2 separate regions of the Homo sapiens genome follow, and region 1 is linked to region 2. A link is an interaction called in ENCODE POLR2A ChIA-PET data of the cell type or tissue named here. Cell type or tissue: PC-9. All regions are shown on one strand. Each heading gives the region's core, and the rest is flanking DNA. Links, peaks and the distances in the headings are about the cores only. Region 1 overlaps WEE1 (WEE1 G2 checkpoint kinase). Region 2 overlaps SWAP70 (switching B cell complex subunit SWAP70).

Region 1 (4,405 bases), core at 234-4,233, 140 kb after region 2:
GTCAAAAATCAGAACAAGTATATGCTCTTCAAAATGTTTATTAACCATATAAAACTAAACAATGTGAACTGTGATGTAAATGTTCCTTTGAGGTATTTTTCTTCATGGGCTGGACTGGCCGAAGTTTCTTTGACTCTTAGTTTAATGAAGTTTGGACACAACATGCCATCTTTTCCTGGTGAATCTTCCTAGGGCATACATAGATATTTTTCCTTACTCCAGAGACCTTTGAATTTGCACTGAAAATTAGGGTCATCTGCCACAAAGGAAAAAAAAAGTTCAGTAATGTTCAGATGAATGCCTCTCAAAAGTTTTTGAATGCTAAATGTTGGGAGAGGGACAGTTGCAATGACGTCTTATTCTTCCATTTTTATAAAAATCTACTTTGCTGAGCTTCCGAGAAATGTCTAGCAATATTATCAGTTTGCAAGAGAAATTTCTAGATTCACTTACTCTGCAGTGTCTCTCAGTTTCAGTGATGCTTTTTACAGTTATACAAATACCTTCAAAAATACTGAATGAGGCAGTTGCCTCCAGATTCCTAGTTCCAGGCTTCACTTAAGATTTACATAATATCCAAAACACTTCCAAAATTCTTTTTTGATCTATCCTCCTTGTTGATTGCTTTAATTGGCCTTTGCAAATTTCACAAATAAAGATACCTTAAGAAAGCAACAAATTCTGTAGCAAGCCGACTCAGAAAAAAAAATGCAACAATTTATTTGCTCTGTTGGTCAAAAGTCAGTGAGATGCTTTGTAAAGATGAATTGGGGAAGAAGGAAAATTACTCTATTGTCAGGATGCTGCTGCTTAAGAACTGGGAGACAGCCTGGAGCATCCCAGGACAGTTGGCATTAAACCTAGCTCTTATGAACTTTTAAAAAAATGCCATAGTTTTTTTGTTTGTTTGTTTTTTGTTTTTTATTGAGACAGAGTTTCACTCGAGTTGCCCAGGCTGGAGTACAATGGCACGATCTCGGCTCACTGCAACCTCCCCCTCACGGGTTCAAGCAATTCTCCTGCCTCAGCCTCCCGAGTAGCTGGGATTACAGGCATGGGCCACCATGCCCAGCTAGTTTTGTATTTTTAGTAGAGACGGGGTTTCTCCATGTTGGTCAGGCTGGTCTCAAACTCCTGAACTCAGGTGATCCGCCCGCCTCGGCCTCCCAAAGTGCTGGGATTACAGGTGTGAGCCACCGTGCCCGGATTTTTTTTTTTTTTTTTTTTTTGAGAAGGAGTCTCGCTCTGTTGCCCAGGCTGGAGTGCGGTGGTGTGTTCTCAGCTCACTGCAACATCCACCTCCCGAGTTCAAGCAATTCTCTGCCTCAGCCTCCCAAGTAGCTGGAATTACAGGTATGCACCACCACGCCTGGCTAATTTTCATAGTTTTAGTAGAGATGGGGTTTTGCCATCTTGGCCAGGCTAGTCTTGAACTCCTGACCTCGTGATCCGCCCACCTTAGCCTCCCAAAGTGCTGGGATTACAGGCTCGAGCCACCGCGCCTGGCCTCAAAAAAATGCCATAGTTTCTTGACTTCCGGAACAAAGCGGAGTGAAAATCAAAGCTTGATAATGGACTCTTCAAAATACATTAGTTCATTAATTAAAGCCTACTGCTCTTGTATTCTTGGCAGGATAAAGTTAAGGCAAAAGTTTCAATTTGCAGTCAATCACAATATGTAATACCTCCTACCCAACCGCATAGTCAACATTTAAAATTTTTCTACCTTACCAAAGTCAGCTTTCCAAAAAAGAAAACTTTTATCGATGGCGAATACCTGTCTCAAATAGTAACATACCCCTGCATTTTAGTTAAGTTTTCTGGAAAAATCTTCAATGCTTCAATCTTACCAACAAACAGAAACTGTTCAAAGTTTCAAACTGTTCAAAGAAAATCCCTATCCTCTTATTTTCTATCCACAGCAAGGTCCTAGTTCAGGCCCTCCTTTCTTGTACGGTGATTATTATACAATAATCTTGAAACTAGTCTGAACATAATTCCCTGGATCTATTCTCCAATCTACCACCAGTATCTTCATAAGGTACATATAGTCTTTTGAACCTTCATTCTACCTTGCACAATCCCTCCAGCATTAGCATTTATTACATTTTATTGTCATTATATATTTACAAAAGTCTCCTCTATTTTATCCTGATTTCCTAGTGGGCAAAACCAAATTCTTACTGGTCTTTGGTCTACTACATAGTCAGCACATAGCACTCAACAAAAGTACCTTTAGTTAAATGAGTCTAACTCTCCTATCAGCTTTTAGATGGCCTAAGAATTCCCTCTTCAAACACCAGATATCAGTTTTCCTTCTTAATCCAATATTCTTATGTGAAAATTTTACTGCAAATATTGATGAAAAACACCTGAGTGTGTCTTTGAAGCTAGTGCACTGGAAAAATGCACCTTAGTGACTTAAAATGATCATAAATTAACACCATTATATATATATATATATACATACATACTTTTTTTTTTTTTTTAAGAGACAGGCTCTTACTCTGTAACCCAGGCTGGAATGCAATGGCGGCATCGTAGGTTACTGGGATTATCGGTGCAAGCCACAGCACCCAGCCCAATTATTGTGATCTTTTTATAGCTTTGTCATCAGTAGCTACTAAAAGGTGTGAGTTGCATGCTCCAGTTCCTATGGCTTTTTAGGTTTTATCACCCATACTCACCGGCTTTTATATCTAATTCTCCTGTCTGCACCAATTCATCTCACACCTCTAAATTTTAAGATACCATAGACTAGAAAGCTAATATAATCAAGTTTGTTAGAAATATTTATGGCAGAGGTTGGACATGATTACACACACTCATAGTCCCAGTTACTCCAGAGGCAAGAGGATCTCTTGGGCTCAGGGGCTCAAGACCAGCCTAAGCAACAATGAGACTCCATCTCTGGTTCTAATCAACATCAGAAAACGATGCCATAGAAATAACATTATCACTTCAATTTGCACTCAATTCTTTTTTGTTTTTTGTAGAGATAGGGTCTCACTGTGTTGCCCAGGTTGGTCTCAAACTCCTGGCCCCAAGCAATCCTCCTGCCTTGGCCTCCCAAAGTGGTGGGGATTACAGGCGTGAGCCAAGACGCCTGGCCTCAAATCTTAAAACCCAGCCTAGTTTAGTGAGAATTAAAATCCTCCCCACTTTAAGGGCCAGGCGCCTGTAATCCCAGCACTTTGGGAGGCCAAGGCAGGCAGATCACCTGAGGTCAGGAGTTCGAGACCAGCCTGGCCAACTTAGTGAAACCCCGTCTCTACTAAAAATACAAAAAATTAGCTGGGTGTGGTGGTGCATGCCTGCAGTCCCAGCTACACAGGAGGCTGAGGCAGGAGAATCGCTTGATCCCAGGGGGCGGAGGTTGCATTGAGCCGAGATCGCGCCACTGTACTCCAGCCTGGGTAACAGAGCAAGACTCCATCTTAAAAACAAAAACAAAACCTCCCCACTTTAAAGTTTTCTGTGACTCAGTACAAATCAGAAAGTTATGAATCATATTATATTCACTTAATAATTTGAAGATATTTTAAATTACATCATGCTACATTTCTAGCAAGTCACATGCATAACATGCAATGTGATATTCATATTCAATCAAAATGTGCCCTCTGCTTTTATAATAGTACATTATACACACTATACATTTTATAGTATAGCAATAATAGAGATAAAATATTAGAAAACAGGCATCACAAGGATTTAGACAATTAAGGTAAGCTCAGAGTGACTTTTAATATGCCAATCAATGTTAATAAAACACAAGTCAAAGACAAGTGCAAACATGTTTTAGACCAAAATTAATGAGAAAACAAACAGACAATTTTTTTCAACATCTGTTAGCCAGTATTATTAGTCAAATGGCTAATCACAGATAAAATATATTTTGTGAAAAACTTGGAATGTCAGAAGTCATTCTGGCATTTCAAACAGCTATGTACAGTATCACGAAGATCGGTTTATATACACAAATATTGAAGAGAAAAACCGGGCAAAACATTTAAAAACAGACTAATAATACAATCAAGTATAAAACTTAGGGGGAGACATTTAAAAAGAGTCCGGGAAGGACATTACCAGAACAAGTTACAAAACCAGTAATTATTATACTACATTAATACAGCATTCCAAAGGAGGGAAAGGGTGCATTTTTCCAATGCACTAGCTTCAAAGTTCAAAGGAAAAAAAAAAAAAGGCAAATAGCTGCTTTTCATCAAAAGCAGCTATACATTTCACATAATTGTTTCAAAAAGAAGACCTATTAACAACAATGATTGTTTAATGCTACAAGTTTACAGCAAAGACAAAACTAAAATAGCAGCAAATTCACAAGGCAATACCTCCACAGAATCATCATCCCATGGTTCATGCAATGCCTACAAAGTGCTCCCAG
Region 2 (4,405 bases), core at 164-4,163:
AAAGCAGTTACAGAATTTATAACTCAACCCAAGAGACCCAGGAAAGAGCATTCAAACCAGGTGCATTTGCCTCGAACTCTTAAACCACATCAAAAATGACTACATTCTCCAATATAACATAATTTTATCTACGTCTAAGAATATAATATTCAGAATCTCCTTTCAGGATTTTTTTTAAAAAGCCCTCTTGTATTGCATTTTATTCTTTACCAATTTTGGAATAATGGAACACTTTAAAGTTATTCATTCACTACGGAGCCATAAAAAAGAACAAAATCATGTCTTCTGCAGCAACATGGATGCAGCTAGAGGCCACTATGCTAAGCAAATTAACGCAGAACAGAAAACCAAATAATGAATGTTCTCACTAATAAGTGGGAGCTAAAAACTGGGTACTCATGGACATAAAAGTGGCAACAGCAGACACTAGGGACTACTGGGACGGGAGGTAGAGACGGGGGAAGAGGTTGGAAAACTCTAGCTGTTGGGTACAATGCTCACTTCCTGGGTGATAGATTCAATCATACCCCAAACTTCGGCATTACACATATACCCATGTAACAGACCTGCACATGTACCCCTGAATCTAAAATAAAAGTTGAAATTTTTTTTAAAGGTTATTAATTCAAAAGTTTGTGTTCCTGAGTTACCCAAAACTAGTGATTTCTTGTGGAAGTAATGGATCTTGAAAATCACTTGAAGTATTAAAAAACTATTGCATAATTCCTCTTTTCTTTTACATATTACCTCAAGCTCAAGATGGCCACTTTAAAATTCTTCACAGTCCTTAAAAGGGAAAATTCTATATTCTTCAAATAATAAGAATAAGTAAAACCTAAAATCTCTAAGATATGGAATCAACCCAGGTGTCCACCAACAGTTGTAGTGTGTGCATACACACATATACCTTGGAATACTATTCAGTCATAAAAAAAGAATGAAATAATGTCTTTTGCAGCAATATGGATAGAACTGGAGGCTATTATCTTGAAGTATTTCTTGAAATAACCCATAAACAGAACATAAAATACATGTTCTTTTTTTTTTTTTTTTTTTAAGTAGAGACGGGGTTTCACCGTGTTAGCCAGGATGGTCTCGATCTCCCAACTTCATGATCCACCCGCCTCTGCCTCCCAAAGTGCTGGGATTATAGGCATGAGCCACCGCACTCGGCCTACATGTTCTTATTTATAAGTGGGAACTAAAATATGTGTACACATGGACATACAGCAAGGAATAATAGACATTGGAGACTCAGAAATGTGGGAAGGCAGGAGGCCGGCAAGGGATGAGAAATTACCTAACAGCAACTATGCGAGTGATGATTACACTAAAAGCCCAGATTTCATCACTACACAATATATCACTGTAGCAGAACTATACTTGCAACCCCAAAATCTATTTAAAAAGTAAATCTCCCATTTATAATTTACCCAAAGTTCATTATGCAAATAAAACTAATGAAAACTTTGAGAGCGCATCTTAATTTGTTTTTCTCTCAGCTACTGTATCACATGCAGAAAATAACTACAATGAGGAAGTAACGCCTTAGCATCCTTCATGAGATTCAAAACTAGAAAGTCAGAGCTCTCGGCCAGGCGTAGTGGCTCACGCCTGTAATCCCAGCACTTTGGGAGGCCAAGGCAGGTGGATCACAAGGTCAGGAGATTGAGACCAGCGTGACCAACATGGTGAAACCCCGTCTCTACTAAAATTACAAAAACATTAGCTGGGCGTGGTGGCTATAGTCCCAGCTACTCTGGAGGCTGAGACAGGATAATTGCTTGAACCCAGGAGGTGGAGGTTGCAGTAAGCCAAGATAGCACCACTGCACTACAGCCCGGGCAACAGAGCAAGACTCCGTCTCAGAAAAAAAAAAGAAAGTCAGAGCTTTCAAGTTATATCATGGCAAATAATAAAAAATCACCTTACCTTGAATCCACTCCTGTTTCTTCTTCTTATCTGAAGCACTGATTTCAAAAGTCTTATCAAAACATTTTACGAGAAAAAGGCATTTCTTTCCATCTTTGTCAGGCAAGGACTAAAACAGAAAGCAAAATTAGTTCCTCAAAATTTTAAGTATTTAAATGAAATTCAATTTGAATTATTTATAAAAATGAGCTGAAACTTAATGTCAATGAAAAATACCTATAAATTCATATTACTGATTTACTAATGCTGTTTCCTAAGCACATTACTTATGGTAAAAATGACCCCAGTTGGTATACTACATCTAGACTGGTAAAACTATAAACACCTGATAGGATGCCATGCATTGGGATTTCCTGAGTATAGCAGCTCTTATCCTGAGCACCTCCCTTGCAGGAATCCTGGAAGGTACATCTGTGATGATGTTACAAGAGGTATTAACTCCTATGGGATATGAAGCACCTAAGCCAGGGTGATTCCTACATCTGCTTAATGTGGCTTTCTCTTCTTGCACTTGGAATGTTGTGGCTGGCAACCCGTGGTTTCTGTCCTATATGTTTATGAGTAAACTGGCCTTTGGTAACCTTGTAGATCTCCATGTTTAGTTAAATCTAAGCAGACTCCTTCATGGGCATCACACATCTCAAGACATTATTATTCACTAAAATACATTATAGTTTATGTGTGAGATTTCAGGTATTTAAATGTTCTTCAACACATACAGACACGGGGACAGTTCATATAAAAATTAAAAACTCAAAAATTTATGTTCTTGAGAATTTCACTTCTTTAAAGAATTAGTACCTATGAATAAAGTGTCCTGAAAGTCACCCAAAGTATTCAAAGACAATGCTTACATCTTCTTTTATTTCTTGCACTCAAAATGTCCCAGATTTTCTGGCATATTCTTTATTCCAAATATTGTCTTACTGAACTTTTTTTTACTTTATTATCTCTTTTATGACTCCATTTTATTCAATAAATGATTCCTTAAATGTTCCAATAAATGATTTAATCCTTATACTTTATTCACGAGTAGAAGGTTGAAAATAAATTCACATTAGAAAAAAATTTTGTCAGCTATGTTTAATTTTTGGTTCAGAAACCATGGCAACTGCATGCCTATATTATTTTGGAAATGTAAATTTGGGGATTATTTTAAGGTTCTAGAGTCTAGGTGGAAGAAGGTGAGAAGCTACTTCAGCATCAGGGGGCAGCACGGGGTAATCATGCAAAGAAGTAAGAGTAGACTCACCTCTACACAGCAATTTTCATCCAAGAGAATGTCTCCTTTCTTATCCTTCAGATCCTCACTCACATAGTAAGAAATTATGTTGGGTTTTAGTACAAACCATCTTTCAGTCCAGTTTTTCCGTCTGTGGCCCTTTTTCATCATGTAACCCTGTGAAAGATTAAATGTGATATAAATTATTGTCTTTTTATTTGTAAGAGCTGACATCTCTTCCTTGATATACTTGCCTACTCCATTATTTGATATATGATCCTGAAAACATGAACACCAATTGTTCTTGGATCCTCTGAGAATCTATGGAGGGGCATTACACCTAGTCATGCAAGCATAACCAGACAAAAATTTGCATATAATTTCAGACACTTCAGAGACAACCCCTCCCCAAAGTGATATGCAGACAATAGAATCCCCTTGACATTAAGTAGCATTTGAGATTTCTAAAAAATCATTATCTTTTAGAGATACCTATTGAAATATTTATAAACAAAATAAAATACCTGAGATTTGCTTCAAAATAATACAGGAGAGGTAAAAGTAGGTGGGGTAGGATTAGCCACATGGTGGTGGTTACTGGAGCTGGTTGATGCATATGTGGGAGTTCATTATACTGGTCTATTCCACTTAAAAAGAAAGAATGAACCCCTAACAATGATTCTCTGTAAATTAAAACCTCGATCAGGCCTGATGCAGTGGCTCATGCCTGTAATCCCAGCACTTTGGGAGGCCAAGGCAGGAGGATCGCTTGAGGCCAGGAGTTCAAGATCAGTGTGGGCAACATAGTGAGACTTCATTTCTACAAAAAAAAAATTTTTTTTTAGGAGTGTCGCTCTGTCGCCCAGGCTGGAGTGCAGTGGGTGCAATCTCGGCTCACTGCAACCTCTCTGCCTCCTAGGTTCAAATGATTCTCCTGCCTCAGCCTCCTGAGTAGCTGGGACTACAAGCGCATGCCACCATGCCTGGCTAATTTTTGAATTTTTAATAGAGATGGGGTTTCAACATGTTGGCCAGATGGTCTCAAGCTCCTGACCTCGTGATCCGCCCACCTCAGCCTCCCAAAGTGCTGGGATTATAGGCGTGAGCCACCACGTCCAGCCAAAATTTTTAAATAAAATAAGTAAAACCTCAGTCACTGAAAATGTTAAATGACTGAGGTAAGTAAAACCTCAATCAATGAAAATGCTAAAGCTTGGCCACATATATCTTCTAAACCAAATATTCAAGGAC

Evidence for each region. ChIA-PET counts read pairs that join two places held together with the same protein. Peaks named below come from ENCODE experiments on the same cell type or tissue, not always from the same donor. Only the 100,000 strongest peaks of a DNase experiment are listed, where the experiment ranks them.
Region 1: POLR2A ChIA-PET joins it to region 2 with 10 read pairs; 4 of 35 experiments call an interaction of 5 or more read pairs at or near these places.

What each region holds. Positions count from the first base shown.
Region 1 is chr11:9,589,076-9,593,480 of GRCh38, reverse strand. WEE1 (WEE1 G2 checkpoint kinase) reads right to left here. Exons shown (of 11, transcript NM_003390.4): 11 at 3,496-4,405. Among named protein-coding and RNA genes, the nearest start is that of WEE1, 18 kb to the right of the region's middle. In PC-9, for the core only: no CTCF peak of the experiment used is centred there; no DNase peak of the experiment used is centred there; H3K27ac peaks cover 364 bases.
Region 2 is chr11:9,726,979-9,731,383 of GRCh38, reverse strand. It overlaps SWAP70 (switching B cell complex subunit SWAP70), which reads right to left. Exons shown (of 12, transcript NM_015055.4): 5 at 3,185-3,331; 6 at 1,933-2,041. Among named protein-coding and RNA genes, the nearest start is that of SBF2-AS1, 29 kb to the left of the region's middle. In PC-9, for the core only: no CTCF peak of the experiment used is centred there; no DNase peak of the experiment used is centred there.